2 separate regions of the Homo sapiens genome follow, and region 2 is linked to region 1. Evidence: chromatin loops called from intact Hi-C (ENCODE). Cell type or tissue: body of pancreas. All regions are shown on one strand. Each heading gives the region's core, and the rest is flanking DNA. Links, peaks and the distances in the headings are about the cores only.

Region 1 (17,030 bases), core at 4,326-12,325:
AGTCATCATTTTAAAATTAGAAATGAAGGTTGAAGATCAAAAGTATTTTTGCAGATGATGTTATGATTTTTTTCTCCTATCAGTCATCAAAGCAATTGTCTCAGTCCATTACAGCTGCTATAACAAAACATCTTAGACTGGGTAATTTATAAATAATAGAAACTTATTGCTCACAGTTCTGGAAGCTGGGAAGTCCGCAATCAAGGTGCCAGGAGATTCAGCGTGTGGCTAGGGCTTGCTCTATAATTCCAAAGTGACACCTTCTCATTGTCATCGCATAGTGGAGGGGGCAAACAGGCTCCCTCAATCCCTTTATAAGGACACTAATCCTATTCATGAGGGCAGAGCCCTCCTGATCTAATCCTTTCCCAAAGGCCCCACCTGTTAATTCTATCACACTGAACATTAGGTTCCAACATATGAATTTTGGAGGAACACAAATATTCAGGCCATATCAGCAACACGCTACATTAATAGATTTCCTAATATATGTTTCTTGCATTCCTAATGTATATTAATTAGATTTATTTACTAAAATGTAATTTAGGGTTTATTTGTTTATATTCACAAGAGAAATGGGTTTACGGATGGGAATTTTGTGCTTTCTTGTCATTTTTATACTAGGTATATGCCAGCTTGATAAAAGTAATCAGAGAATTTTCTATTTTGTGCTTTGAAACTGTGTGAATAGTGTAGAGATTTATCATTTACTTGAAGGTTGAAAAGAATTTACCTGTCTACATGTCTGGGGTTGATGCTGTTTCCACGGGAGGTAATCACTTGAGAGTTGTACAATTTCAATCATGTTTAATTTTTTTTTTCAGATTTTCTACTATTTCTTGAGATTCTATTAATATTTTCCTGGAAAATTATTTTTTAAATTAAGTGCCACAAGCTGTCTCTTATAATTTTAACAGCTTTCCCATGTCTGTATTTTGGCAGTTTAAAAGATCAGCCCTTTATTCTGAGTAGTGTCTGTTGCAGAGTGAAGCTGGGTTGGCCAAGAGGTTCTTCTCAATCCAGTTTTATCTACCTCAGTTATCAAACATGTGCCTCTAGAGCAAACCTATAATACCTGATTCGAGAGATATATATTTGACGTATTTTTATAAATCGTTCAAGGTGCTTTATTAGAGAGTTTGGAGAGAATGTATTCGGGGTTGATAGCCAAATATCAGTTTAAGTTGTAACTATAACAATCTGATAGAAGCAATTGCACACAGCAATATTTTGGGCAACAGGAAAACATTGGCACAGCCTTTCAGATGTTAATCAGAGCAGCTCACGGTTTGTGGCTACAAACAGAAGTGAAAAAGAAGGAAGTATTTCAGTCCCCTCGAAATAGGGGTACATTGAATCTGTAAATGACCTTGGGCAGTATGGCCGTTTTCACGATATTGATTCTTCCTACCCATGAACATGGAATGTTCTTCCATTTGTTTGTATCCTCTTTTATTTCCTTGAGCAGTGGTTTGTAGTTCTCCTTGAAGAGGTCCTTGACATCCCTTGTAAGTTGGATTCCTAGGTATTTTATTCTCTTTGAAGCAATTGTGAATGGGAGTTCACTCATGATTTGGCTCTCTGTCTGTTGTTGGTGTATAAGAATGCTTGTGATTTTTGTACATTGATTTTGTATCCTGAGACTTTGCTGAAGTTGCTTATCAGCTTAAGGAGATTTCAATTTCGGTGGCCTATGTGAACTTTCCATGTTCACATGTAAATCAATTTGGTGAGAAACCCAGCTAAACCTGCTTTTGTGACAATACTTGGCTCTTTTTAGTATGATTATGGATGAACATATGAACCATAGTATCTCTTGGATACCAAATACCAGAGAGTCCTACAGAAAGTCTTTCCAACAGCTACAAATACGAAATGCCAAAACTCAAACCCTATCTAATTACAGCTTTCCACCTTCTCTTAATCTCCATATATGTATATATTTTTTCCATCATTTTAGCCAGTAAATTTTGAAGGAAAATAAAGGTTCATATGAATTAATTTTCAAGAGTATTTATTTTATTTTTTTGTTAGAAATTTAAAATTTTTGGCAGGAGTTTAAATGCCACCATTTCCCCCTCTGAATTTCAAAAAGGAAAGAAAAATCCCTTCTTCCTCCAGGGCAGTTAAGTCCTGTTATTGAGCAATTTTACAGATCTTGATTTATACTCTAAGAGTAGAGGAGGGGAAATGATGAATAGAGTATATTAACAATGACATAAAGGTACAGAGAAAAAGAAGGACATTTTAGCACAAGTGTCTTGCCCAGAGGTAGTGCTAAGAGAAATGTTCTTTAGATTTCTACCACAAACTTGGAAACCTTGAAGTAGAGAAGTAACTTCCTTTTTTACCACTATGTTTCACAAGTTGTCCAACCTAAATCAGTAGGTGCAAAGAGTTGTTAGTCAAGTAGTTGTAATTTTCTGGAAATAAAAAATCTTTAGCTAAAGTGCAAAAAAAAAAAAAAAAAAAAAGAAAAAAAAAAAGAAATAGGGTTACAAATCAACTTATATTACAGGGAAGTTTTTATAATTAAAATGCAAATTTGTACTTTATGTGGAATAATGCTTACTGACAGTCCAGCATATTATTTCTTCAGGGTTTCTCTATTTATTCACAGCAGCTATTCTGGACAGGAATAGTACTTGTCCATTTCCAGAAAATCAAAAACCAGGACTTTTAAAGAAAACTTTTATAGTTCCAGAAAAAATAGAAGCCTGGTTGTCTTTAGTTAAAATATACATATTTCTACAAGTCATTTGCAACCTGCCTTTTGTTCTTACAGGTAAAATCCAGAATCTCCTGCCTGATGACTCTGTGGATTCCACAACCAGGATGATTCTGGTGAACGCCCTATACTTTAAAGGAATCTGGGAACATCAATTCTTAGTGCAAAACACCACAGAAAAGCCTTTTAGAATAAACGAGGTAGGAAATTTTTAAAGATCAGTTTGGATTTTCACATGGCATTGTACAAGTGATTCTCTTATAAATTCACTCTTCTTTTAGATTGTATGTTCTAGTGAACTATGGCTCTTACCAGGGAAGTGATGGCTGGGCTAAAAGCCTTCAGTTCCATGGGGAATTCATTGAAATTCCCCTGTCCTTGTTTTTCTCTGAATATACAATCACTCAGTCCTTGCCACCCATGTGAGCTGGGTAGGGTAGTTTTCATATTTATTTCCTAGGTGAGAAATATAGTGTGGCCAAGTGACTGGAGGCATGCCTGAGTTAGAAGCAGTCCAGAACAAGAACCTAAGAGTCCTCACTGCAAGTTCTGTACCTGCCCTGCTAAACCAGTACTAACTTCTACCAAATTCTTACCCTTACATAAGTAAAAGCAATAAAAACGGAGACTAAAGTAAGGTTATAGATTTGACTCTCGTGAATGGGCTGGAGTGTGGCTGGGCCTTGGGACCTGATTGGAAACAAGGACTTAAATGTTGTCAGGATTTTTTCCTCTATTTTTTCAACTCTGTTTCTACCATCATTCTTCTCTCAGGTTGTGGTCTAACTTTCTCTGCTTCCCAGTTCACAATGACAGAACATAGCTACTCACAGGACCTTCGCCATTCTAGAGACCAGTTGGAAAATCCCATTCCAAATTCCTAGGAAAGGAACTAGTTGACCAAGGTTTGTTACAGTTGTTTAGTCTAGGGATAGGCCACAAACAGTGCTGCTGTGGAACTATGGCTGTAATGAATGTGTGCAATAGGTATTTCTCAATCAGTGGGGTGAGGATGGGGAAGAAACTGAACACATAATCGAGTAGGTTAACGAGAAGTGAGCTGGATAGTTACCTGGGTTTATATATTCACTGGAAATTTTCAGTTGCAAGTGATAGAAAAGTATTCCAAACTAGCTCTGGCAAAATGGGAATTGTATTGGAATTAGCTGAGGTGACAAAAAACTGGGAAGTCCAGGAGTGAGTGATTGGGGTATTTAGAGTCTCAACACATAATCCCAGTTCATTCTCATGCTGTCTCTTTCTCTTTTTCTCTCTAGTTGCTACTCTCATTCTCTAATAATGATCAGGGAATATGGTTGCCTCATATTCAGTCTTCAAGCTTCACAACTCTAGTAGACAGAGAAAGTGTTTGCCATTAGTTCTAGGAGGGCTCTGGTTGGGGCCATTCATGGGCTCTCTCTGGAAACAACCACAGTATGCTAGAGTACTCGCAGTAAACAGCCCTTGTCGTATGGCCACCACCTTAGCATACGGTGGGGCTTTGTGATGGACAGTTCGACATAGAATGGAAAAGTAACATATGTCTACAACATCTAAGTTGCAGGGGTGTTTGTTTTGCTTTCATTTGGCAATTGGTCTTATTTTAAAATAAGCTTGATTTTTAGAGCATTTTTAGGTTTACAGAAAAAATTGTGCACGAAGTATAGGGCTCTCATATGTCCCCCCTTCAACACACACACAGTTTCCCTTATTATTAACATCTTACATTAGTGTGGCATATTTGTTATAATTGATGATCTAATATTGATACATCATTATTAACTAAAATCTATAGTTTACATTTGGGTCCACTCTTGATGTCGTACTGTTCTATGGATTTTGAAAATGTTCAATATCACGTAGCCACCATTACAATGGCATTCCGAATAGTTTCACTGCCCTAAAAGTGCCCTGTGCTTCACCTGTTCATCCATTCCCCCTAAATTCCTGACAGCCACTGATCTTTTTTTGTTTGTACAGTTTTGGCTTTTCTGGAATGTCACATAGTTGTAATCATACAGCACGTAGCCTTTTGAGGCTGGCTCCATTCACTATGAATTTAATGTTCCTCCATGTCTTTTCAGGGCTTCATAGATCTTTTTGTTTTATTGCTGAATAATATTTTAGGGTACAATTGTACCACAGTTTGTTATCCATTCACCTATTGAAGCACATCTTAGTTCCTTCCAATTTTTTGGCAATAATAAATAAATTTTCTATAAATACTACACTGTGTGCAAGTTTTTCTGTGGACACTGTTTTTAACACATTTGAGTAAATACCTAGGAACAAAATTGCTGCATCGTATGGTAAGACTAGGTTAACTTAGTAAGAAACTGCCCAACTGTTTTCCAAAGTGGCTGTGCCACTGTGCGTTCCCACCAGCAGTAAATGACAGTGCCTGTTGCTTCATATCGTCATCAGCATTTGGTGTTTCATATTTTAGCCATTCTAGTAGCCGTGTGTAATTTGCAATCTCCTAGTGACATATGATTGAGCATTTTTCATGTGCTGTATGTCTTCTTTGTGAGGTGTTTCTTAGATCTTTTGCCCATTTAAAAAAACTGGCTTGTTTGTTTTATTATTGTTGAGTTTTTTATTATTTGTTGAGTTTTTATTATTGTCTCATATGTTTTGCAAATATTTTCTGCTCATCTATTGCTTGTCTTTGCATTCTCTTAGTGAATGTCAATTTTTATAATACTAAAATACTTTCTCAAATATTTTCATGTAAAATATGCCTTAGTTTTTGGATTATTGGCATTTCCATAATTTACACAAGATCATATATTAAGAGTTTGATTTAATACATGTTGCTGTGATTTATAGAGGTTACCACAGTTGTGTTAGAAACAGAAACTCACATATCTGCTATTGCTGATACTTTTCAGTGGAACAGATATTTCCATAAAGGAAGGTCTGGATAACTTTATTCAGCATTTAGCAGAGAATCAGCAGTTTCACCAACTGAGAGCCAATGATGGTAGAGAATTAAGGAGTTGGTGGAATACTTCTTCAATGACCTTGTTACCTGTTTTTTTGTTTTTTTGTTTTTTTTAGACTACAAGCAAACCAGTGCAAATGATGTTTATGAAGAAAAAGCTTCACATTTTTCACATAGAAAAGCCAAAAGCAGTGGGCCTTCAACTCTACTACAAAAGCCGTGACCTCAGCCTGCTTATACTACTGCCAGAAGACATTAATGGGCTGGAACAGGTAAATAACATCAGTGTGTCTGATGTGAGGGTGTTTCCAGTGTTTACTAAGAAAAGAACTGCTTGGCCAAGGTTTCTCCCAATTGTCCTCAGGAAGAATGTTCTCCCTATTATTTAATTCCTATAGAGAAAGGTCACCAATGTACCTTGAGTTCTAGGCACTTCACCTTCACAATATTATTTAAACTTTACAACACTCTATAAAATTAATATTACTGTTCCTCAGAAAGGTTAGGCAATGTATAGACAGCTCCAGCCTGGGGTCATCACACACATAGCCACATGTACAACAGATACAAATATACCTTGTCAGTCACAGAACTGTGTGGATTGATCATAACCATCTTTCAATCAGTCTAGGTTTCCCTCTGGTAGGACCTATGTAATTTGAAATTAATATTTTAACCATTTGCATTAGTATACACACACGTACGCAGACATCAAGCTGTCTTCCAAAACTTATTTGTTGAACATTTTTATCAAGTAAGCAACCTTCAGGAGAAAAAGTCTCTATCAATACTGTCTTCAAGAATTATTTAAGCTGTTTACCAGCTAAATTTCTATTAATCTGGACACAACTTTTGTCAAACCATGCTTCTGAGCAATTTGCATGCCTAAACTGAACATGAGTCTCATGCAACGGATGGCCTGTCTTTCTTTGCACAGTGTCTAATTTTTCACATGTGTCAGACTCTTAATACTTATAAGTTTCCACGATCCTACTAGTATGTAGAAAATATTTCCAAATTATGTCATAAAATTTGTGAAACTGGAGAGGATAGTGAAAATAAAACCAGTGTGGACAAATAACCATCAGAGTCAAGCCCTTGTAAGATAAAAACCTAGAAGTGCAATTTCCTGAGCTGAAGATACTGTCATGTTATTAATGTAAGTGGTTTACAGGTATGCCATTGACAGCCAAAACTTCCGTCTAGAAGATGCATGTGCATTGAAACAAACATGTCATTTAAAAAATCAAACATACACATATATACATGTGTATTTTTGTGTATACATATATACATACATATATAGTATGTACACACATATTTATCATTTTAAAAATTTAAAATATAAAGAAGAGGGAAAGCATCCTTAAACTCACTGTAAAATAATTACTTTTGAGATTTGGAGGATTTTCTTATCTTTTCTTTCTTTTTTGACTTAGTCTATAATTATTAATCTCACGTTGTTTTGATTAGAGTATAGACGTGTTATTTTATTCCAAATTTTGTTTTCAAAGAGCTGTCTCCCATGTCGATAAACAAGATTTTTTGTGCCTTGGCTTACAACTTGAACTAGAGTATATGCTTTTGTATAGCTAACATCTAAATGTATATTTATATTTATGTATTTGAGTGTATAGCTGATGTCTTGCATACTATAGCAGAAGTACTTCCATTTTGAATTAAACTCTAATTCTCCTATATCCGGATAGCAATTAATCTGCAGAAAAAAGATTTTGAAGGTCAACATTATACAACCAAAGGATTTCCAGATGTGTGTGTGTTGTCACCCTGAGTAACGGGAGTGATCATAATTCACCTATGTAATTCCTAGGGTGCTCTCTCTACTACTGTTTTTCATTCCACTTTGGAATTACTGATTCTTTCTTTCTTGGTTCCAAATGGGCAGCTGGAAAAGGCCATCACCTATGAGAAGCTGAATGAGTGGACCAGTGCAGACATGATGGAGTTGTATGAAGTGCAGCTACACCTTCCCAAGTTCAAGCTGGAAGACAGTTATGATCTCAAGTCAACCCTGAGCAGTATGGGGATGAGTGATGCCTTCAGCCAAAGCAAAGCTGATTTCTCAGGAATGTCTTCAGCAAGAAACCTATTTTTGTCCAATGTTTTCCATAAGGCTTTTGTGGAAATAAATGAACAAGGTACTGAAGCTGCAGCTGGCAGTGGGAGTGAGATAGATATACGAATTAGAGTCCCATCCATTGAATTCAATGCAAATCACCCATTCCTCTTCTTCATCAGGCACAATAAAACCAACACCATTCTTTTTTATGGAAGATTATGCTCCCCCTAAATCCTGCATATCTCTCAACAAACAAGACCATCTTACAGTGTGAAAAATGTACCATGAGATGGAAAAGCACAATTTTCACAAAAATGAGTTTGTAGTCTAAACCTTTTTCACATTTGAATATAAGTAAATAGATCTTGAAATAATGCATTCTAATGATCCTGTCATATCTGTACAGCTGGAGAGAATGACGATTTTTATTTTTAACACGTTAACATTTTGTCTAATGTGACTTTCATTTACATTTCAGAAGTACTATGCTATTCAACTGAATGCCTTACAATTCTTGATCACTTGCAATATCCATGATACTTGTTATCATATATTTCATATACATCATTAAATGAAAAAAAATCTTTATAAAGGTGATATGATATTGATAAATACGAAGTTTCTCAAGAATATCGTTTTGATCAAAAATTTAGCCCGGCATGGTGGTGCACACCTGTGTTCCCAGCTACTCAGGAGGCTGAGGTAGGAGGATTGCTTGAGCCCAGGAGGTTGAGACTGCAGTGAGCCAAGATCACACCAGTGCACTCCAACCTGGGCAACAGAGCAAGACCCTGTCTCAAAAAAATCATTTTGGTGGCTCATAAATTATGATTGTAAAACTAAACCCCCTTTTTCTGCTATTTAAAAAATACTTATATTGACATTAGCTTAAAAAACTAGTGAAATCCAAATGAAATTTGAAGTTTAGCTAGTAGCAATCTCTCAATGTTGGTGCCCTAGTTTTGACAAATGTACCGTGGTCATGTAAGATGTTATCACTTGGGGAAACTGTACTGGAGTATATGAGAATTAGCTGTATTATCTCTGCACCTCTTCTGCCAATCTAAAATTATTCCAAAATAAAAGTTTTATTAAAAATAGTCATTATGGATGGCTGAAATACTCAATACCAACATCCCCCAGTAGCCTTAGCCCCGGCGAGCGCAATGCAGCGCGCGTTCCTCCTCCTGGGCGCCCATCCTCGGCTGCTGCCTCTTCCTTTCGGGCCCCGGGACCTGACCTTCCTTCCGGGTCCGCACAGAAGGCCTGAGCGCGTCGCCTCTAACACTGGTCCAGGGCGGGGGAACGCGGTGTGCCTCGGCTGCCACCTCCTGGTGACTAATTCTAGTGGACGTGGAGAGCGAACCACAGCCTCAACAACACCTAATTCTAATTACAGCTGGTGATCGGTGAGGTGACGGAAATAAACGGGGCGCTATGGCGGGAACTAATAGATGGTCTCCTTAGGGTGTATGAGGTGTCCCTTGACCCTTCTCTCCCCGAAGTGGACATCAAGGTGATCCTCCCCCCATGACCTCCTACCCGTGGCATCCTGCGACCCCCACCCCCGCTGCCAGCCCAGTCCTCCCAGGAGCCCTCGAGGGGAGCACGGGGTTGGCTGAGGGGATGGGGGAGCTTCCGCGGACACAGTCCAGCCCCGCAGAATGCAAGCGGCGCAGAATCCTTGAAAGAGCTTCCGAGTGAAACCCACGCCCGCCCGTGGGGCGGAGCCCTAGCAGGGGCGGGCGAGTTCCCGCAAGGCCAGCGCGGAAGGGAAGAACACGGTGTGGGGAGGCAGGGGCTCAGGAGGGCGCCATCAGCTGGTGCTCAGAGCCCGGAGGAAGGAACTCCCCCCGGAGTTGGGGGGGGTGGCCCTAGGGATGCCTCACCGGCCCCATCTCTCCACGGAGCTACGGGTAGCATCGCCCATCGCTCCTACACCCCACGCGCCCTGGCCCAGAACCGGCGCTAGGCTCGGGCAGGGATCACCTCGAGGCCGGGGCTACCCCAATTTTAGGGCCTGAAGTTACCTGTTGCTTTCAGGGACTCCGAGCCCTGTATTTCTCCGTCTGACTCAGCTCCTAGACCACACGGGAGCCTCTGCTCTTTTCCCGACATCTCCGGATTTCAGCATCTGGCTCAGCTTCCTGGTCATCGGTACCTGCACCATCATCTGTCCACACATCTGCAGCTTTCAGTTCCTCCTAGATGCCCGGCTAACCCCCAACCCACAAGATTCTACACCCGCTCGAATCTAGGCACTTTTACTGCCACTTAACTATGGCCACGCACTCTGTGATCCCATATGAACCTGGTCATCTCCCCAAACTGCTCAACTTCCTCCTCAAAAGTCCTCCTCCTTTTATTTGTTGTTTTCAGTAACTCTCTTATCTAGTTCTTTCTGTGCCTCTCTTGCCTCTCCAAGTGTCTTTTTCCGGCTCTTTTTTCCTCTATTGACCGCTTATATTTTGGCGTTCTTAGGGCTCTGGTGCTCTTCACACACCCTCTGGAAAATCACTCCATTCCCGTGACTTCAACTATATCGATTTGTTGAGGACCACTAAGTTTTTCTTTTTTTGTAGAGAAAGGGTCTCATTATGTTGCCCAGGCTGGTCTCGAACTCCTGAGCTCAAGTGACCTTCCCACCTTTGCCTCCCAAACTTCCCCTGAACTTTCCATATAACCTTAGCATGTCAAAAACGAAATTCATTTTCTCTTCCAAATTCATTCAGTTTCCTCTTTCCCCAATCTTGCTTATTGTCACTGCCATTCACTGGCTTGTCCAAGTCAGTAAGTCTGCAAATCATGCCAGCTTTCTCCTTCCTCACCCTCCTACCCAACAATCCCCAGGTCCTGTCCATCCTCCTTTTTAAACAGCTCTTCCATACATTTTTTAGTTTAGGTTTTTCATTAAATCAAAGACATTTCCCTAATTTCCTAGTATTTTACCTGCTGTTTCTGATTGTCACTATTCAGAAGGCAAAAGACATGGTAAATGCCATCTGTCCTTACCATACTATCCTTGTTCCAGCTTCCCTCTATCTGTAGACAGCATGCTCTCTCTAGTTCCTCATGGCTAGGTTTCTTGAAAGAGTAGTCGAAGAGGGCTGTCTTCACTTTTCCCTTTTATATCTCAATCCAATTCAATTTGATTTTTATCCCAACCACTCTCACTAAGGTAAGTAGTGACTAGAATACTGAGAAGTGGGCTCTCTTCAATCTTAATGTTCCTTTTCCTCTAGTAGCAGCTGCTGATACTATTCACCTCCTTCTTTTTCTTTGTCCAGCTTTTTCTGTATCTTCTCCTTTTTTACATCCTTTTTGCTATGTCCTCTTTCTGAAGCCATATCTTAAATGTTGGCATTGCTGGGCATGGTGGCTCATTTCTGTAATCACAGCGCTTTGGGAGGCAAAGGTGAGAGGGTCACTTGAGCTCAGGAGTTCGAGATCAGCCTGGGCAACATAGTGAGACCCTGTTTCTACAAAAGAGAAAAAAAAATTAGCCGGGCATGGTGGTGCATGTCTGTGATCCCAGCTACTTGGGAGGCTGAGGGAGGATCACTTAGGCCTAGGAGGCCAAAGCTGCAGTGAGCCATGATTGTGCCACTGCACTCCAGCCTGGAAGACAGAGTAAAGACCTTATCTCTAAATAAATAAATATTGGCATCATCATCTAGGCTTCTTTCATCAGACCAATGTCTTATTTATATGCAAGCTGCCTGGGCCAATTTGTGTCTCCTGAAACTTCACTTGGTGCCTCTACACCATACCTTAGTCTTTACTTCTGTCTCCAGGCATTTTTACTTGCTACTCCTTTCCCCCATGTTCTCTCTCTCTGTTAATAAGGTCATCATTTATCCAATTATGTATGTTAAAAAACTAAGTCATATAGTAATCTGCTCTTTTCCTTGCCCTCTCCCCCAAAATCAACTTGGTCATTAGCTCCTGTGATTTCTGCCTTCTAATGAGTTCTTGGCATCAGCATTGCTACTGTCTGGGCTTAGGCCCAAAATACTTGTGTTCTGGTCTCCTCCTGCATCCTAAGTATTGACATTAAAGTAAATCAGACAGAGAGAGAGAGAGAGAGAGAGAGAGAGAAATCAATAAATCATGCTATCATGCCACTTCTCTGGTTTTAATTCTATAATGGTTTTCCATTGCTCAAAGAATAAGCCCCAAATTTCTTAGAATGGCAGACAGAATCTTTCCCAGTTTAGGCTTGACCTACTGACTGGGTTTAACCTCATTCAATGTCACCATGTGCCACTCCCCAGTATACACCTTCTATTCCACCCTCAAAATATACCCATTCTTCACCTGCTACAAACCTTTTCACAACCACATTTTAGAAATATGTCCCCTCTGCCTAACATATTCTTTCTCCACTCTCCATCTGTAAAGTCACTCATCCTATAAGACTCAGCTCAACTGATGCTACTGTGGATTCATCCCGAGTCCCCAGAGCTACTGTTTCCATCATTCTCTTCTCATACTGCTGTGTACCTGCTCCATTAAAGCCGCTGTCCACTCTATTGTAAATACAACCTGTCTTTCCCATTCATCTGAGATACAGAGAAAAAGAAGGTACATATTTTATTTAGTTTTGTTTCTTAACTTCCTTATGGCCTGTTGCAGTGCTCAGTACAATAAAAGTCTAATAAATGAAGTTATGGACAACTAGTAAATGGTTTGTTTATATTGTTTCCCAAATCTGTTATTTAGTGAAGAAGGGATTTCAAGGGATGAAAAGATTTGATGTGGGAAGGATTTAGAAAATATCTAAGCATCTAAATGTAAAAGATGGTCTGTGGTTTAAAAAATACAATCACTTTTTCTCTTTTTAAAACAGTACAATAGAAATCTAGAGTGGAGCAGGAGAGCATGGCCTCATTGCATCGCTGAGTCCTTTTCCCTCAAAAATGAATTATTTTGATTCTTAACTGTGGGAACAAGAGAGGTAAATTTATTCAGAATTTTTCCATGAAATTCCAGTAAGGGGGAGAAAAAAGCAATTTGCATTTATATTGATGGACTGTGAATTTTCTTCAATTCCAGATCTATTATTTCAGTTCAGGGAATGGAAGCCACTAGAGATAAGGAATCTTCTTCACCACTTGGTTGTTACCAGTCTGTAAGCTGAGGCGCGGGTTGCTGAGTGCCGGAAAAATATGTTCCAGCCTCAGTGCTTGACCCTCCACTAAGATATTTGAAGATATGGCCGGGCGTGGTGGCTCACGCCTGTAATCCTAGCACTTTGGGAGGCGGAGGCCGGTGGATCATAAGGTCAAGAGACTGGGACTATCCTGGCCAACATGGTGAAATCCTGTCTCTACTAAAAATACAAAACTTAGGAGAGATCAGGTTCCAAGATGGTCCAATAGGAACAGCTCCAGTCTACAGCTCCTAGTGTGAGCAACGCAGAAGATGGGTGATTTCTGCATTTTCAACTGAGGTTCCGGGTTTATCTCACTGAGGCTTGTTGGACAGTGGGTGCAGGACAGTTGGTGCAGCCCACTGAGTGTAAGCTGAAGCAGGGTGGGGCATCACCTCACCCGGGAAGCGCAATTGGTCAGGGAATTCCCTTTCCTAGCGAAGGGAAGCCGTGACAGACGGCACCTGGAAAATCGGGTCACTCCCATCCTAATACTGCACTTTTCCAATGGTCTTAGCAAATGGCACACTAGGAGATTATATCCCGCGACTGGCTGGGAGGGTCCCACGCCCACGGAGGCTCGCTCGCTGCTAGCACAGCAGTCTGAAATCGAACTGCAAGGTGGTAGCGAGGCTGGGGGAGGGGTGCCCGCCATTGCTGAGGCTTGAGTAGGTAAACAAAGCCACCAGGAGGCTCAAACTGGGAAGAGCCCACCACAGCTCAAGGAGCCCTGACTGTCTCTGTAGACTCCACCTCTAGGGGCAGGGCATAGATGACCAAAGGCAGCAGAAACTTCTGCAGACTTAAACATCCCTGTCTGACAGCTTTGAAGAGAGTAGTGGTTCTCCCAACACGGAGTTTGAGATCTGAGAACGGACAGACTGCCTCCTCAAGTGGATTCCTGACCCCCAAATAGCCTAACTGGGAGGCACCTCCCAGTAGAGGCCAACTGACACCTCATACGGCCTGGTGCCCGTCTGAGATAAAGCTTTCAGAGGCAAGATCAGGCAGCAGCATTTGCCATTCTGCAATATTTGCTGTTTGGCAGCCTCTGCTGGTGGTACCCAGGCAAACAGGGTCTGGAGTGGACCTCCAGCAAACTCCAACAGACCTGCAGCTGAGGGTCTTCACTGTTAGAAGGAAAACTAACAAAGAGAAAGGACATCTATACCAAAACCCCACCTGCACGTCACCATCATCAAAGACCAAAGGTAGCTAAAACCACAAAGATAGGGAGAAACCAGAGCAGAAAAGCTGAAAATTCTAAAAATTAGAGTGCCTCTCCTCCTCCAAAGGAATGCAGCTCCTCGCCAGCAAGGGAACAAAGCTGGACGGAGAATGACTTTGATAAGTTGAGAGAAGAAGGCTTCAGATGATCGGTAATAACAAACTTCTCCGAGCTAAAGGAGGATGTTCAAACCCATCGCAAAGAAGCTAAAAACCTTGAAAAAAGATTAGACGAATGGCTAACTAGAATAAACAGCGTAGAGAAAACCTTAAATGACCTAATGGAGCTGAAAATCATGGCACGAGAACTACATGACACATGCACATGAGACATGCTGATTTGATCAACTGGAAGAAAGGGTATAAGTGATTGAAGATCGAATGAATGAAATGAAGCGAAAAGAGAAGTTTAGAGAAAAAAACAGTAAGAAAAAACAAACAAAGCCTCCAAGAAATATAGGACTATGTGAAAAGACCAAATCTACATCTGATTGGTGTACCTGAAAGTGACAGGGAAAATGGAACCAAGTTGGAAAACACTCTGCAGGATATTATCCAGGAGAACTTCCCCAACCTAGTAAGGCAGGCCAACAATCAAATTCAGGAAATACAGAGAATGCCACAAATATACTCCTCGAGAAGAGCAACTCCAAGACACATAATTGTCAGATTCACCAAAGTAGAAATGAAGGAAAACATGTTAAGGGCAGCCAGAGAGAAAGGTTGGGTTACCCACAAAGGGAAGCCCATCAGACTAACAGTGGATCTCTTGGCAGAAACTCTACAAGCCAGAAGAGAGTAGGGGCCAATAGTCAACATTCTTAAAGAAAATAATTTTCAACCCAGAATTTCATATCCAGCCAAACTAAGCTTCATAAGTGCAGGAGAAATAAAATCCTTTACAGACAAGCAAATGCTGAGCGATTTTGTCACCACCAGGCCTGCCTTACAAGAGCTCCTGAAGGAAGCACTAAACATGGAAAGGAACAACCAGTACCAGCCACTGCAAAAACATGCCAAATTGTAAAGACCATCGATGCTAGGAAGGAACTGCATCAACTAACGAGCAAAATAACCAGCTAATATTATAATGACAGGATCAAATTAACACATAACAGTATTAACCTTAAATGTAAATGGGCTAAATGCTCCAATTAAAAGACACAGACTAGCAAATTGTATAAAGAGTGAAGACCCATCAGTGTGCTATATTCAGAAGAGCCATCTCATGTGCAGAGACACACATAGGCTCAAAATAAAGGGATGGAGGAAGATCTACCAAGCAAATGCAAAACAACAAAAAAAGAAGGGGTTGCAATCCTAGTCTCTGATAAAAGAGACTTTATACCAACAAAGATCAGAAGAGACAAAGAAGGCCATTACATAATGGTAAAGGGATCAATTCAACAAGAGGAGCTACCTATCCTAAATATATATGCACCCAATACAGGAGCAACCAGATTCATAAAGCAAGTCCTTAGAGACCTACAAAGAGACTTAGACTCCCACACAATAATAATGAGAGATTTAACACCCCACTGTCAATATTAGACAGATCAACGAGACAGAAAGTTAACAAGGATATCCAGGAATTGAACTCAGCTCTGCACCAAGCAGACCTAATACACATCTACAGAACTCTCCACCCCAAATCAACAGAATATACATTCTTCTCAGCACCACATCACAATTATTCCAAAATTGACCACATAGTTGGAAATAAAGCACTCCTCAGCAAATGTAAAAGAACGGAAATTATAACAAACTGTCTCTCAGACCACAGTGCAATCAAACTAGAACTCAGGATTAAGAAACTCACTCAAAACTGCTCAACTACATGGAAACAGAACAACCTGCTCCTGAATGACATCTGGGTGCATAATGAAATGAAAGCAGAAATAAATAGGTTCTTTCAAACCAATGAGAGCAAAGACACAACATACCAGAATCTCTGGCACACATTTAAAGCAGTGTGTAGAGGGAAATTTATAGCACTAAATGCCCACAAGAGAAAGCAGGAAAGATCTAAAATTGACACCCTAAAATCACAATTAAAAGAACTAGAGAAGCAAGAGCAAACACATTCAAAAGCTAGCAGAAGGCAAGAAATAACTAAGATCAGAGCAGAACTGAAGGAAATAGAGACACAAAAAACCCTTCAAAAAATAAATGAATCCAGGAGCTGGTTTTTTGAAAAGATCAACAAAACTGATAGTCCACTAGCAAGACAAATAAAGAAGAAAAGAGAGAAGAATCAAATAGATGCAATAAAAAATGATAGAGGGGATATCACCGCTGATCCCACAGAAATACAAACCACCATAAGAGAATATTATAAACACCTCTACGCAAATAAACTAGAAAATCTAGAAGAAATGGATACATTCCTGGACACATACACCCTCCCAAGACTAAACCAGGAAGAAGACGAATCCCTGAATAGACCAATAACAGGCTCTGAAATTGAGGCTATAATTAACAGCCTACCAACCAAAAAAAGTCCAGGAATGTTTATATGGACTTCAGAGGAGAGAATAAGTTGGCATTGATCAGGAGAACTGTAAGGAAATTAATTGTTTAGGAGAGAAATGAGATGTGATGAAGGTGAGAAAGAGCGGATTGAAGCAGCATGAAGGTGATAGAAATGGCAGAGCTGTTGATCATTTAGTGAAGAGAACTGGGAAGGGATGCACCCAGGTTTCTGAGAGATGTCCAGTTGTACACAGGTAACGTCTACAGCTCAAGAGCCAGGTTAGCGATATGGATGAAATAAGTAAAATTTGAAACTTGAACCTATGGATACAGTTAAGGTCATATGATAAGATCATGACAAGATCATATTATAATGAAAAGTAGAGGGCCTAGAATCGGAGGAAAGGAATCTGGATACCAAGCAAAG
Region 2 (17,030 bases), core at 5,283-13,282, 410 kb before region 1:
CTTCTACCCGTATGAGCATCCGTCCACAGGTAAGACCCGGGGACTCAGCCCCAACTTACCTGATGTGGCTCTGTGAGCACCAGGTGTGTGGGGCCGGGAGACAGGGACCACCCTAGTTTAGCTTCCTTAAGACCTTCAACAGTGGCTCTGCAAAGTGCTTATAAAAGGAAAAATCAGTGGAATGAATCCCAGGGCAGCTGAGATCTGCTGTGGATCTACTCTGTACCAGCCATGTGCTAGATGCTTGATATACACAACCACATTTATGTGTAGCACAAAAACCCTGTAAGGTAGGGACTGGTACTTTGATCCTCACTTTGTTTCTTGAACTTTCGCTAATTGTTCTTTGCTTCTGCCTCAACTCCGCCCCTTCTGTCCCTCTCAGTCTGATATACCAATGGACTGCCCTCCTAGCTTGGTTTCCTAGATTCCAGTACCATTTGGTGCATTATTGCAATTAACTGTTGAAAATCATGAGCCTCTTTCATGTTAGGGAACTAGGTCTTCTGGGTGGAATCCAGCCCTGAAGGCTGGGAGTTGGTAACTTTGCCATGTGTTTCTTGTTGTCACGAGATGCCTCATCCCTCATTCTAGGAGTCCTAAAAATTTCATATGTCTCAGCATCTCCTGAGAATTTTGTTAAAATGCAGATTCCACGGTCCCATCTCTATAGGTTCTGACTTATTATCTAAGGTAGGCTCGAGAATGAGTATTTTGAAATAAGCATCACGGGTGATTCTGAGGCAGTTTCCAAGGATCCTGTGTTGGGAAACTCAGCCCCGTGGGGCTGGCTCATTGTCATGGATGCCCTGTCTTGGTGCCTGCTTCTTAGCTCCCTGCCTATCTCTAGAACAGGTACCCCATGTGAAACGCGCTCATCAGGAATCTGTCCCTTTGCCCCTGGGAATCTTCTGTAGTCCAAACCAGGGCCTTCACCCTCAGCTCTGTTTTCAGGTGTGAGGCTCTTGCTCTTCCTCAGAGACAGGTTCCATGAGTAACCTTTTCCTTTCGGTTGGGCCTACTCCCTATAAGCAGGGCATGGCCTCACACCCAGTGCAGGCTTGGTAATGCCTTAATTGTGGAGCACACAGAGAACAAGTGTTACCAGGACGGGACAATGGTGGCAGGAGCCATGCTTCTGCCCAGCCCTAGAGGATGATGACGATTTCTCAGGCAGGTTAAGGGTGGGGTGGAAGCTATTTCTAGGAAAGGAAAAGCAAGAACAGTGAAAGGGCAAGGTGTGTTTGGGAGCCTAGAAGAGGCTGTGTAGCTGAAATGCATGTGTCAGTGGAGAATGAGTCACAGATGCATGGTGGGGAGAGGCTGGACATCCACCCCCAGGAGATTGTCCTTCATGCTGGCTGAGGAGTCAACAGGTGTCCTTGCAAGGGGGAGACAGACTGAATGAAATTGGGGGACTCAGTAGGAGAAAGAAAAGCTGATCAGAGGCTGTTGACTCTGATATAGAATAAAAGTAATGAAGGCATAAACCAGGACAGTGGTAGAAAAACCAGACCACAGAGGAGAAAATGTAGAGAAGTTTGATAGGTAGAAGCTAAGCATCTTGAAGCCCAGTTGTGGGTAGGGGTGGGTAAACAGGAGAAATCAACAACTAACATTTTAAGCTGAAGTGAATAAACAGATGGTGAGGCCATTCTACAAGACAAATAGAAGGTGTCAAACTAAGTAACACATAGAGAGGGAAACTCTCCAAAAGAAAATGATATTTATTTCGCAGTAGCCTTGCAATAGGAATATGTGCATCATAGTAAACTAACTGTGTGTATTCAAAGAGGTTGAGGCAAGGAGAAATTTTTAAAGGTAAAATAAGGAGGATTACATAAGTTGTTTTGAATTAATTATCCTTGGCTACAAGAATCAATACCAAGGGTGGCATCAGTCCAATGTTAAACAGGCAGTTGGTGGACAGATGTCCTTGTATAAGGAATTTTTTTGTGTGAGGTTGTGATGTCCTTTGTGCAAAGTTATGGCTTTTGCAGAGTCTTTTGTGATACTTCTTGTTATCAGGTGTATGTGTATGAAAAAAATCCCTTCTTGCCTTCTCTGGCTCCATTTTGTCAAGGCTTGACATAAATGACTCCATTTGATTCTGACAACGTTCACATTTCCCCCTTTTGATCAAGATTTTGCTCTGAAAGCATCAGCGATCAGTCATCTTGATAAGTTTTGGTTATCCCTCAGTGTCAGTGTGGACCTGTCCCAGGTTGCTGATCTGATCCTCTGTTGGAGAGAAGTGACTGGTGACTAGGAGTCCGGGTCAAAATTCTTTTAGCAACATTTGAGCAACAAGGGAGGTTTGGAAGGAGTGGCTCTTGACTAAGTCGACCTGGAGTCCATTGTCAAGTTCAGTTTTTGTCTATTCCATAGGCCTTGGCTATCATCTCAAAGCACTGGGCCAGCATTAGTCTGCTAGGATTGTACTTAGCATTATCTTGCCCAAAAAAAAGGTAGGCACAAGCAAGGGAAAATTAAGAGGGGTAAGAATCTCATTATGCTGGGAGTTTTGTTCTGTCGCTGTGAGAAAAGCCATCCACAACAGTCAACTGCCTATACCTCGTCCTGGTTTGGAGTCTGAACACCTCCAGTAATGGAATTAGGTGGTCTAGTGAAGTTTTGGTGTGACCCATACATCAGGCATGAGACTTGTCCCTTAAAATTCATTTAGTTTCAGCTACAGGGCTTCAGGAACAGACCAGTTATCGTTCTTAGTTGGAGCATTGCAGCTAGATATTGGAGGAAAGTAAGATAATTCAGAACCTAGTTCAGTCTACAGGTAGATAACCAGAACTCAAAAGCAATAGGTAGGACTACAATCTAATGAAAAGCGTATTATAGCTATAGAGAAACATAGTTTTTCTCTCTATAGTAATCCTGATTTTTATCACAGATAATCAAAATAAGACTAATTTGTTTGTAAAATAAGTTTAGTTTTTATCAAATTTTACCTGATCATTTACATAGTGTGACAAGAGTAATGATTGACCACATGGTAATTTCAGATTAAAAAACCCCTTGAGGCTAGAAAACCGAATCAAGGCAGACTTCAGACTTTGTCTGCAGGACGTATAAACAACTTAAAACTAAAATCTAAGTCAAAACCTTGGTAATATAACCAACACTTGCAATTGTATCCTTTTATAAAAAGAGGAGATTCTTATTGCTAGAAAAATAAGAACATTCACAAATAGTTTCCAAATTTTGGAGGGATCAATCAGCAAAAAAAAGTAAATGTTTCCACTTTTGTTCACAAGAGTATATTTTACCAAATTGCAAGCTGTAGATAAAGAGAAAAATGGTAAAGAGAAAATTTCTTTAAATCTGGGAAGCAAAACATTTAAATAAAGAGCCAATAGTTTTCAAATAAAAGCCATAAAACATAATCTTTATCAGTTATTCAATTTCATGTAATTAATTTTTTGTTTTGCTTGATCTTGATTAGCAGTTTCACAAATTCAACAGTTTCTCCTTTAAAGTTGAGGAAAATTTTTATTCAGTCCATCATCTAAACATTATTAGAAATCTGCATTCGAGAGTACTGGTTAGAATCTTTGCCATGAATCTGACTGCAGATGCCTTTAGAGAAGAATCAAAACAATAACTGTGGATGACAAAAACTTAGAATAACCATGGTTAAAAATCTGGAAATTGATAAGAAATTTTTTTTTTGTGGCATACAACAAGATAGCCAGAATTATAACTGATGACATGCTAGATTTTAAGGAATTTTGAATCACTTTGGAACATTCGTATCAATAACATACTCATAAATGTAACTGAGATAAAAATCTAACATCAGATATCATTTGATAATGTTTCCCATATAATTCAACATATTAATTCAGCCTAATTTAGTTTAATATGTCATTTCCATAAAACTTTGAGATGTTCCAGGGTCCTCTGGAACATCCCAAAGTTAGTTTGAGATAAAAAGAGATTTAATTTAGAACTTGATTGTGGGGAAGCCTGCCAAAAATGTCAAAAGGTTCAAAACACTTTATCAAAATGGGATAACATGTCACTGTGAAGTAATAGTCATTCATTTAAACAAAGTGATGTTCAAAAGACTTTAGAAGCAAATATAGACAGTCACATGGCTGTAAGAAGAAAAATCCTTAACCCTTTCGAAGTTCATTTTTCCTAAGTAGTAAACTCATGAAGACAACATGAAGCACAAGAAATGACAAAATATTTGTTTCCTAGGCCAATTACTAAAAGGTAAAGAAACAAACCTCCTTCAGCGTGATTGCTTCCGCATATGGGAAGCTTGTTTAGATAATCTGGAAGTCAAACCTGATGAAAAGGTGCTTGAATTCAGTCAAGCACAGGAAGAGTCTGTGCCCAAGTTATGAATGTACACCATATGACAGAAGAAATAAACAAGAAAGCCAGTACCTTGAACAGGGGAATGTATGGCTTTTAGAAAAAGTAAAGACACCTGAAATTGCCTGGATGCAAGCACAATTCGGACAGATCAAGAAAAGCCAAGAGTACAGAATCAAGTTATACTGGAAGAAAACATTGCTTTTCTAAGCCTTCAGGACAAACATTTCAGCATCAGGTCACAGCAGCAGATTAATAAATGGAAAAAAAAGTTATAGGAACTGATGAGAAGGTTGAAGGAGAGAATTACCATCCCAGCCAAGCAAAAAGCGGTACTTTCTCAAGGACAGAAACAGCAGGAGGCAGTGATGCGTGACTTGCAAATCACAAGCTGTGGATACAACGGAAGTTGAACTTCCAAGATATTGAATCTGAAAAGCTTCAAGAGGAAAATTCTACCTTGAGAAATAAAATTGCCATTCTAAGTGAAGAAGGCAGCATTCTCAACCTTAAATAGGGAAATTAAATGGATCTCAGGAAGAAATACGGCAGAAATAAAAACTGTAAAACAAGAAGATGTTGCAGTTCAGAAAATGGTTGAAAAAAATTCAGAATTAAAAGAAAAACTTTTTTTTTTGCTAGAAAAGATCAACACTTTAAGTAAATTTTGTTATTCCAACATAGGGGACCAAAATATTCTAGTTCCGTATTAGTATATTAATGCTCGATTTTTGGAAAAACTTCTAAATGATTCCTTTAATTATAGCCAAATTGATTACACACAAAATTTCTTTCTTTCTTTTTTTTCTTTTTGAGACAGTTTCACTCTGTTGCCCAGGCTGGAGTGCAGTGGCATGATCTCAGCTGACTGCAACCTCTGCCTCCTGGGGTCAAGCAATTCTCCTGCCTCAGCCTCCTGAGTAGCTGGGATTACAGGTGCACACCACCATGCCCGGCTAATTTTTGCATTTTTAATAGAGATGGGGTTCCACCACGTTGGCCAGGCTGATCTTGAACTCCTGACCTCAAGTGATCCACCCGCTTCAGCCTCCTAAAATTGCTGGGATTACTGGCGTGAGCCACTGTGCCTGGCCAAAATTTCTTTTATAAATTTATTATTTATAAAACATTTGCAACGTGCTCAGAACTTCTACAACATGCTTGGACCTTCAGTTTTGTAGTTTTGTGCTATACTTCTTTTTACCAGTCATTTTATTTTAGGACAAAAAATTTACTTTTTTTTTCTCTTTCCCTTTCCTTTTTTTTTTTTTTCGTGACAGTCTTGCTCTGTCACCCAGGCTGGAGTGCAGCGGCATGATCTTGGCTCACTGCAACCTCAGCCTCCTGGGTTCAAGTGAGTCTCTTGTCTCAGCCACTCCAGTAGCTGGGATTACAGGCACGTGCCACCATGCCTAGCTGATTTTTGTATTTTTAGAAGAGACAGGGTTTTGCCATGTTGGCCAGGCTGGTCTTGAACTCCTGACCTCAGGTGATCTACCAGTCTCGGCCTCCCAAAGTGCTGGATTACAGGCGTGAGCTACTGTGCCTGGCCCCCTTCCCATTTTGAAAAGTTCTTTGGTTTTTAACCTTCGTTACCAAAAATGTATTTTCACAGCTATAATTTTTTAATTTCTTTCTCACATGCTTACTGGTTTTTTTCTATGTTGTTTCTATTTCCTTTCTAAGTCTGTATTTTGAAACAACCATTAAATCACCTCTGATTTAGACAATAAAGAACTCATTTTCTATGCCTTTCTTATAATTTTTCCCATCGAAAATACATCTTAGCTTTCTGGTACACTTTGTGTACAGAATTGTATATACTAATTAGGAATTTTACTCATAGTAACCTTAATTTCTAGTGAAACCTTAGAAGTGAGCAGTTTTGAACTCTTATTCTTATACCAACAGCTTATAAATACATATTTTATAATTTTTAGAAACATAGCTTCTCATACAACAATTTTTAATAGTTAACAATTTTATTAATAGAGTCAAATGTATTTAGTTGTTCTATAAAATTTAAGAAGTCAAGAACAAACTTGTACTTGTGTTCAGCAATTTATTTTTCATATTGGAAATGACCCAGACACTTAACGAGTATCTATTACTTAATTCAACATAATATTACTTTAACATTTCAAATTACATGAAAAGTTTATTTATAAATATTTATCCAACTTATAGTTACCAAATTTATTTTTTTAAACAATTATACCTAGATTACTTATGAAAACTGCAATATTCAACAGGTCGAGTCATTATTTCAAGTGATTTCTTTGTTAAGTGATTTTATAGCCTGTAAATATCAGGCATTTATCACCCAAGTAAGAACTTTAAAGTAAATATGTGTGTATTTTGCCAATAATTCAGAAGGTACAGCTATTTTCATTAAATTAACAATATTAAACTAGCCTTATTCATGAAAGACTTACACAAAGATCATTTTGTTTTTAAGCTGGATTTATACTTTCATTACTTTAAAACATCTAGGGGAGACAAATATAATCCCATCTGACCAATAAACCCAGGAAAAAATGTATGCTGATAATTCTGAAGACATTTCTATTTTTATATTATCAATAATTTAAAAATCATGGATCTTAAAAACATTTGAGCTAGTTGCTGTATTTTTGGTAACATATTTGATTTAAACACTTATTTTTTTCCTTTTAAGTTAATTAATTAACTAGAGCTCTTTCATGAATTCTGGTTGAAAGCTATTACATACACACAACATGAAAACACACAAACAACATAAATACAGAAGCAGATTCCCTAGCTTCCTTTTTATTTATTTATTTACTAATACTTATTTACTTATTTTTAGAGATGGAGTCTTGCTCTGTTGCCCAGGCTGGAGTGCAGTGGTGTGATCATAGTTCACTGCAGCCTTGAATTACTGGACTCTACTGATCCTCCCACCTCAGCATCCTGAGTAGTTGGGATTACAGATGTGAGTCATGGTGCCCATCTTCCCTAGCTTTCATCTTAGAATTTTAGTCATAAGACAGTAAAATATAGTAAAATAAAATCATGACATTAACTGTTTTATATTTTTATCCAAATTGTGTTTCTGACAAAATGGGACAAATCTATCCTGCTTGATAGCTTAGCGTTATGATTTTTATTTGCCTGATAATCTTATGAAGGCTGTGGACCATACTTGGGATAAAACAGTTTGTTGTAAAAAAGTATTTTACCATGTTTTCACCTCTCTTTTCAATTTTAAGTGAGTTGAGAGATTAATTCTTTCAATGTTTACATTTTACAGTCACGTGTTGTTTAATGATGAGGATACATTCTGACAAATATGTCATTAGATGATTTCCTCATTGTAGGAACATCATAGAGTGTATTTACATGAACCTAGATGGCATAGCCACTACACACCTAGGCCATATCGTATTGCCTGTTGCTACAAACCTGTGCCGCATGTAACTGTACTGAATATTGTAGGCAATTGTAACACAATGGCATATTTTTGTGTATCTAAACATATTTAAGCATAGAAAAGGTACAGTAAAAATACATATTATAATCGTATGAAACCTCAGTCCTGTATGTGGTCGGTTGTTGACTGAAATGTTGTTATGCGGTATATGACTATAGTTAGAATTGGCTGAATTGTGCGAGACCATCTCCAAGTGGTCTTAAATTTTAGTAACAAATTTTCCTTTGTTTGCTGGTCTGGTTTGCTTGACTAGTCAATGCAGGCAGGGAAGCATTTTATAAAAATGTATTTGCTTTTATTTTATGGCAGACCAAGTAAATTTTATGCTGGACAGAGATATATTATAGCTCTGAGCTCAAGATATTGACCTGTTTGACCTGGAAGCTTTTCATAAGAACATTTATCTAGTTCTTTCCTTTCAGACTATCAATCCTTCAAATAACAGTTCCATTACTCTAAGTGATTATTAGACAGTCAAATCCAAATTTACATTAAAAGGGATGACTCCTCAAGAGGCTGTCATTGAGAATGGTCTTCTGGTGGGGGAAGTGGAAGCTGAGAGAAAGATTGCATGGACCTTTTGCTTTTGTGGCAATATTTTTTTTCCAGTGAGCTGCTTTTTTATACTAGTTTTTATACTGGGAGCTTCTATCTGCTGTAATTGAAGTTTAAGGGTTTTAGTGGTTTTCTTTGTAGTAGCTTCCTCAAGAGTGTAGGCAAGTTGGTTTGCTAAATTAATTAGATAGGGAGTGGGCATAGTTTCCCATTCTGTGTGAACTCCTTTAACAAACTGGGAAAGTTTTTAAGAAAGGCAATTCACAAACATAGAATTAAAATTACTCAAGTAGAATCAACATCAATAGGTAATTGATATGGTTTGGCTGTGTCCCCACTCAAATCTCATCTTGAATTCCCATATGTTGTGGGAGGGATCTGGTGAGAGGTAATTGAATCATGGGGGAAGGTCTTTCCCGTGCTGTTCTCATGATAGTGAATAAGTCTCATGAGATCTGATGGTTTTATACGGGGGGAGTTTCCCTGCACAAGCTCACTCTTTGCCTATTGCCATGTAAGACGTGACTTGCTTCTTCTTGCCTTCCACCATGATTGTGAGGCCTTCCCAGCCACATGGAATTTTAAGTCTATTAAACCTCTTTTTCTTTATAAATTACCCCATCTTGGGTATGTCTTTATTAGCCCCATAAAAATGGACTAATACAGTAATAGAGAATTAGCTAGGAAACTTCTAAGAAAAATAAGTTTAGGGAGTTTGAATGATCTGTTTAATAGCCACAAATTATCCTTGGTGTAATTTGTCCATTGATTAAAAATATATACAAGAATGGACCATAAATTTTGAACAGATAGCTGGCTGGAGTCACAGAAAGGTTGGCATGCCTCAAGATTTGAGAATCCCATTTCATTTCTTAATCTCTGAGAGCAATAAATAAATAAATAAATAAATAAATAAATAAATCCTATAAATCCTATCAGGCCATGTCAGGGGTTTGGACTAATGTTTTAGATGGTGGATACTGCCCTAGTGTCTTTTAATTTTGGCCATCTTGTGCCTACCATATGGAATGTTCATTTTTACTTTTGGGAGATGTTCAGAAATGAGGTAAGGGGAAAAAAGTAAAATAGCCGGATAATTTACAGACATGTGTGGCCAAACCAAGATGAAATCAAAGAGTGCTCACAAAAATTTTAGACCAGGCAAGCAGACCAAACAAAAATAACTTAGGCATGTAAAAAGATCCCAAACTGAATTCACCGGAAAAAAATGAGGTCCTCACAAATGGAATGTAAATTCAGTAGAAGCTAGAGTACTCTCCAAAAGGACACTTGTCTTTATATCAGAAAGGGCTTGCCAAAAAAGACTTTATAGTCTCAAGAGGGATGCAGGGTCCTTCATTTAAGGCAGTCTTATACCAAAAGAGAAGATCCCAAATAAAGTCAAAAGAACTCATCAAAAGGAGGGAGTGCAAGAATCAGAGAGGAGATTCATCAGGGTAGAAAAGGCAACTCCTGGAAGTAGATAGTGCAAAGGGCTCTGCTGGGACCACACTCAGTTCCAGGGGCCATTGATCCATGTGAGGCGAGCTCACTCTATCCTGCTTCTGGACACTATGATGTCAGACTAAATAACAAACAGAGAGGAAAATTCTCTAAATAAAAATATTTATTCAGGAGTAGCATTGCAATGGGAATACATGTGTCTTAGTAAATTACATGTGTATTCAAAGAGGTTCAGGCAAGGGGAAGTTTTTGAAGGCAAAACAAGGAGGATTATGTAAGTTGCCTTGAATCCGTTATCTTTGGCTACAAGAATCAATAGCAAGGATGGCATCAGTCCAAGGTTGGTCAGGCGGTTGCTGGACAGATGCCCCCAACGAAGTGTTTTCTAAGGTTTTGATGGCCTGTATGCACAGCTGTGGTTTTGGAGAGTCTTTGGTGATAGTTCTTGTTATCAGGCATATGTGTGTGAGAACCTATCTTCATGGCTTTCCCAGGCTGCGTTTTGTCAGGGATTGGTACAGGTGACTCCATTTTGATTCTGACAACTTGCACAGATAAAAGCCAGCTTGGAGTAAATAGATTGAATTCAGTTTGGATGTGCTAGGTTTGATGTGTTGACAGTTTTCTACTGGCCCAGATGTCAGCACTTCATTTAAAATCATGTATTGGAATATTCTTTCATAACTTTACTGCATAAACTGGTGGAGTGCTGTGTATGTGTGTGTGTGTGTGTACCTACCTGTATGTATAGTTTGGGGTGGGAGAGGTGTTTAAACCAGTGAAACGTAATTATGCCAATTAAAAAATAAAATAATTTATCATTTAAAAACTGATGTTTTGTTTATTGATTGGGGCACAAGACTAGGTTCCTTTTATCCACTCTGTTCAAATTAAAGAACTCTTATTAATCATCTTACTTATTATGTAATGTTTTTCTTCCCTTTTTCAGAAACTCCTTCCCATGACAATTAAAAAACCTACAAGATGCATACTTGCTCCCAGGAATCATTGTGATTACTAGAATACTATAATATTGAGGGAAAAAAGCTATCTAAGTCTGTGGAGGGGGTCTCATTCTATTGCTGTGGTCACTGTCCCTGTTCAAACACAGGCACGAGGTACATGACTTCCTTCATTGGTAAATGATCTGGGTGACCTGGGTATGTAATGTCCCAGCCAGGTTGCTCTTCAGTGGTAGGGCATCCCTGTCCACTGAAGCAAAGCTCTTTGGTGACCTAAGGCTGAAGCCAGTATTGCTGGCACAAGGATAGTGTTTTGAGGATAGGGTGGGAGATGTCTTTGCCCTGATTAGTATTCTCAGTTACAAAAAGACCACACCACCATAGGCCTGGACTCTCTACAGTTACACTGCCATTTTGGTGCTGATGTTTGTTAATGTATACACACTTGCAGCCATTTTTCTAAGGAATGCCACATGATGCCCAGGTCTAGACCCACCTTCCCCCCAAACTTCCATATCTCAGCTTTTGAAGCAGAGGAAGAACTTCCTTCTATTGGATTCAGGGCTTGCTTCTACTTCTTGACCTAGAATGATACTTCTTTAAACGACTGTTGGAATCAATCAAAACAATAGATGAAAGTCAGGTGGCTGTCCCACTGCTGCCTTGAAGAGATATCTTACTTTCAGAGTTGCCTCAATGCCCGATGTCAAGTTATGCTTGACAACATAATCAGGCCGTGAGTACTTATCAGATGCCCACAGATGGTGTAATACATGGTGCTCACACACTCAGGCCCTCCTTCAAGGATTTATAGGTGATAAGTACATAATTAAGTGAAGTATGTCACAGAAAGGTAGTAATTACAACCGTATCTTTAAAAGGGAGGGGAAGGTTAGAGAGGGGGAGAACGAATTGGGAAAACCTAACCAAGGCGGCCGACTTTGAACCATTCAGAAACTCAGTTTCATATTTAATAAACACCTACTGACCAGCTACTAAGTGCCAGGCACTTCCACATAATTATTTTTGTTCTAAGAAATATAATTAATCCTCAAGTGTATGCTGCATGGCTCGAAAAAAACAATTCTTTAAAATCATAGAGTTCCTCAAGGCCCAATAGACCTAAATCTTTCATTACAACATTGTAGCCTGAAGAGTGTAGCCTGCTTGCTTAAATGTGCAGGAGTTTGCCAAACCCCAGATGCTCAAGAGAACTCAATGAGCAATTGTTGATAATTATGAATCCATACACAAAAATGGATGAAGAGTTCACTTGGGTCATTTAATTTTCTCTTTCTTTATAGATCCTGAGATCACTAAGCTTGAGTTGCTGTGGCCTTTCTTAAATTGTAGTCAACATTTGGATTACTAATTTGTGCCAACTTCACAGGGAAGTACAAGAAACGTCAAAGACCTGGGCCACGTCTGTGTTTCTCAAATATTCAGGGATGGACCACAGAGCAATTTTTACTATCAAACTCAGATAGCATTGTTCTTTGGATGTAAATACAGGCAAATAGTTTTTGAGGCAGTAAAGATTTAAGAGTAGGAAAGATACGGGTTTGAGTTACCCTATTTAGAGTTCAGAGACCTCAGCAAGTCACTTCACCTCTCTGAGTTTCCATTTCCTAATCAGTAAAATTGAGATAATATTCCCTGTCTCCTACTGAGGGTTAAGTGACATAAACTAATAAAATACTCAGTTTAGTGCCTGGCAATAGTAAATATTCAACAAATATTTGTTACTTGTTTTTCCATTCTCCTAAATTAAATATCATCTTATACCTAGTCCTAATATAGATAACTTGCAACAAATGCCAAAGGTTTAAGACATTATTTCAATGAAATAATTGTATTTATTAAAGTTTCATTTCTGTGATTTGGGGAAATGCTGTTATTTAAATATGGTTGAGGAAAATTTTAATCCAAACTGTGGCACCCAGGGCATTGTGAGATCATGACTTGAGCCCCTCTAGCCAGTATGGTTTAGGGATGACTGTTACTTCCCATAATAAGGTAACCATGTAATCACATAATTCCCACTGATTTAAATAGTTATTTCCAAGATCTTGGGAAATAGGATCATTGGGCATTTCCAAGATCTTAGGAATAGTATCATTGTATTAATACAAACCTATCAGATGGATTTCAAGACCACTTGGACTCTAGCTCATACTTTTGCCTCCTTGTACCTTATTTTCTACTAGGGAAGACTGCAGACATCCTTTCAGTGGTAGACACCCTACACAGATATAGGACACAATCATACATTTTAGTTCAAGAGACTCAGGGGTTGCTTATCTCCAGCCTTGTACTTACAGTTGCTAGGACCCTGACATCCTCTTTCACATGGTTGAAAATACTCCCCATAGATATTTTAATGGTTGTCTGTCAAGGCCAGGGACATCTAGAGAAGGCCACGTAGGTTATAGTAAGTTTTCACTTATCACTAGTTTATCACACCAGCTAGTTGACATCTTCCACTTCTGTGGGAGTGAGGCAGAGGTCAGTTTCTGGTTGGGGCCTGAATGTTGGGGGTTTGGGGTACAGCAAGAGAATGCTGATTAAGGAAGTGGGTATTATGTGATGTAGCCCTGGACTGTATGTCTATAGGAGCAGTGGGGATTTTGGAGGAGGAGATGAAAGTTTTGGACAGATTTTACCTACTCTACGGTTTTGTCTTACTTGCTCTGACTCATCTTCAAGAGCAGGTTGTTTGAGATTAAAGAGGTTGTCTCTATGGTAGATGCAAATGATTCTTGAAGTTCAGTAGGAGTTTGCTGAGGGGTTGCTAACCTCTCAGGGTGTGTCCACAGATCAGGTGGTACTAATTCTGGCTTCTGAGTGATGTTTGATGAATCTAGTTGAAAAGTAAGGAAAACAACAACAGCAGCAGAAGCAAACCCCATCGCCATTCTTGTTTTTAGACCAGAATATGTTTGTAGTGGGTTCCTATACCTTTCTGAGCCTGAAAAACTTGACCTAACAGGTAATAGAAGCTTTTTATTATGTAAATCTTTGGTACCTAGTAAGTACTCCTTTCATGTTTCTTCTTCTTTTTTTTCGAGACAGAATCTTGCTCTGTTGTCCAGGCTGGAGTGCAGTGGCGCAATCTCAGCTCACAGCAACTCCACCTCCCGGGTTCTAGGGATTCTCCTGCCTCATCCTCCTGAATAGCTGGGATTACAGGCGCCCACCACCATGCCTGGCTAATTCTTGTATTTTTAGTAGAGACGGGGTTTCACCATGTTGGCCAGGCTGGTCTGGAACCCCTAACCTCGTGATCCGCCCACCTTGGCCTCCCAAAATATTGGGATTACAGGCATGAGCCACCACGCCCGGCCTCGTATTTCTTAATGAATGAATCGAACTTAAGTTCTGGTGGTTGGGAATGTGTAAGAAGGTTGAATCCTGACTATGATATTCAATCAGATCTTTCAACCTTGACAATTTGATATGATTACCAGTTAGTCCACTGTCCTCCCATACAATTCTCATGTGAACAAATATGGCACCCAATTACACTTAATGCCGAGTCTGAAATTATAGAAGAGCAGAGCTGAGAGCAGTCTTAGAGTTTCATTTATCCAACCCTTTAATTTTGCAGATAATGGAACAGAGGCATAGTTTTAATCCTTTTGAAAACATGTTAATCCAGATTCCCTCCTGACTGTAATGAATAGGTGCTGATATCTTTCACTGCTGACCCAGAGCCAGGATTTTAGAGATTAGTTTGCACAACACTATCTATAATAGAATATTTGTAACTCTGGTGTTTTCCCACCTCCCTTTATGTGTACCCTCCCACCTCTTGAACTTTCATCGCCAAAGGAATACATCTACAAGCTTAGAATTACAGAAATCCACATGTGCATGTGGGAAATAAACATATTTGGAGAAGGGGAGATTTTTTTCCATCCCTCATATTTTCCTAGATGTAAACTTTTTGAAATTTTGGGGCTGAGAAATAGGCATAAAGAGAATTACTGACTAAATGGGAATAGGTTGAATTCTTCAAGAATGTATATCATCTCCAGAGAACAAATCTGTTTTGTGAGGTAGTTTTGGGATGCACAAACACTGCTCTGGGTAGAGTTTGAAATCACAATGACACATCCTACTGCTTCCAGTCTTACTTGTCCTAGACTTGATTCTGGCTTGTTTTATGGCATGATTTTAAAAATTAATCCCTGTCACTCAACTCACAGGCCTTGTTGAAAAATTCCTCACCAATATTTTTAAATTAATGTGGCTTCACTGACAGTCTTAGAATCTAAAAATAAAGAACACACTCATCAAAAGCAATTGTAAGGCTAGTAGCAATTGATAGTCTGTTTTATAAGGAGACAACACATTAAAAAACAAAACAAAACAAAACAAAACAAAAAAACACCTAACAATTATCTGTGGGTACTTGTGGGGAGTTACTAAAGTTAAAGGGCCCTGAATTTGTCAGCTATGTCCTTGCTGCCTTATTGTATTATTTATCACACAAAAGGACCAGATTTTCTGAATCTGAATTACTTAGTACTCATACAATTGTTTTATGAACTTTTCATGAACCGGCATGATATTGGCCAGCACAGAAAAGCTAGACTCTGCTGATACAGATTGTAGACTTGATTTCTGAGGCTTTAATCTAGTGGAACGTGGAAATAACCTGAAATTCACAAACTTTTTTTTCTTTTTTCCTGGTAGAAAGAATAGATGTTTAGGAGAAACCGGATCAAGCAGACTCCCTGGTAATTTGTACTCATTTCCATTCTAATATAGTTTCTCTGTAGCCGTCAGTACTTGTTTTATGAGTTGCTTTTCCAGTAGTGGTGACACTTTGCAATAACACATTTGTCTTTGTGGCTTCTGGTATAATGATTGGGTGGAGGAGGAAGCTGTTTTCCTGTGATCGAACCTATTTGGAAATTGAAACTGCAGAACATGGTCTCATTCACAACACATTATGACCAACAAAAGAGTGCAGACCACAGGCACGTATGCATGTGGAACACCCTTAGATTTACCATGAGCAGAGTAAATGTCTCAAAGGAAGAATATTTTTCTTAAAATATTTTAGATGAGAGATGGAAAGCAAAATATAGACAAACTATGCTCAGTCAGAATATTGCTAATGGTTTATGGATTTTTCAGAACAGTTTTCCAGGTTACCAACTAATAAATATAGAGAGAATACTGGTTAGAAAATAACTTTTAAAACATTATGGTAGTCATTGATTCAAGCAAAAATCATTAGTGGATGCTAACATTTGAAAATGTTTGATGAGGGCAAGCATAGCTACAGTCTCAAAATATCTTCCTCCTTCGTATTTATCCAATAAAAGGGGCAGTAATAACTTTACAATGGAGAAATCTACAAGACATCACCCAACCAAATGATCAAAAGTAGAATGATCAAAGGTAGAATGGGAAAAAGGAACATGATATGCCTCCCGAGGTGATGCCCCGAGATAGCTCAGGCATTGTGCTTGCCAAAAATGCGTAACTCGAATCTAATCATGAGGAAACTTAAAAATAATACCCCAAACTAAGGGACATTTTATAAAATAACTGGCCCTTACCCGTCAAAATGTTAATTCCATGAAAGTCAAAGAAAGGCACAGAAACTTCCCTAGATTAGAAGACAAAAAAGATATGACAACTAAATGCAATGTACAATCCTGGGTTGGATCCTGGACTGAGAAAACTGGACATAAAAGACATTTTTGGGATAACTGGTGACATTGGAATATGAACTATGAACTGTGGATTATGTTACATTTCCAGATTTCAGTACTTGTGCTATGGTTGGGTAAGAGCATGCCGTTTTCCTTAGGAAATGAATGACAAAATATTTAGAGCTAATAGACAGGATGTATGCAACTTATTCATCAGTAGTTCTGAATACATATATAAATATACACACACACATATATACACACATACACATGCATATATATATGTATTCATGACTATTGATGAATAAGTTACATAGATGTGTGTGTATATATATGTATTCAGAACTATTGAGGAATAAGTTGCTATATATGTGTGTATATATATTTTCTCTCTATGTAAAATATTTATATGTATTCAGAACATATAAATATTGTATATATAGAGAGAATTGTAAAACAAATGAGACAAAATGTTAATAATTGGTAAATCTGGATAAATGGTATATATAGTTCTTTTAAGTATTCCCACAACATTCTATACATTTGAAATTAATTACAAGCAAAAATAAAAAAGAAACAGTTCTT

The links. A loop is a pair of places that touch in the nucleus more often than their neighbours do. Peaks named below come from ENCODE experiments on the same cell type or tissue, not always from the same donor. Only the 100,000 strongest peaks of a DNase experiment are listed, where the experiment ranks them.
Region 2: a loop joins it to region 1, with 4 times the contacts of the local background. A loop is called at or near these places in 59 of 110 quality-filtered maps.

What each region holds. Positions count from the first base shown.
Region 1 is chr18:63,927,260-63,944,289 of GRCh38, forward strand. SERPINB10 (serpin family B member 10) reads left to right here. Exons shown (of 8, transcript NM_005024.3): 6 at 2,786-2,928; 7 at 5,789-5,944; 8 at 7,579-8,852. The coding sequence ends at 7,983. Among named protein-coding and RNA genes, the nearest start is that of HMSD, 14 kb to the right of the region's middle. RefSeq lists an enhancer at 12,937-13,437. In body of pancreas, for the core only: a CTCF peak has its summit at 9,081 (motif pointing left); a DNase peak (open chromatin) is centred at 9,062; H3K4me3 peaks cover 329 bases.
Region 2 is chr18:63,519,156-63,536,185 of GRCh38, forward strand. It overlaps a transcript of SERPINB12 not described here. Among named protein-coding and RNA genes, the nearest start is that of SERPINB12, 15 kb to the right of the region's middle. In body of pancreas, for the core only: no CTCF peak of the experiment used is centred there; a DNase peak (open chromatin) is centred at 10,166.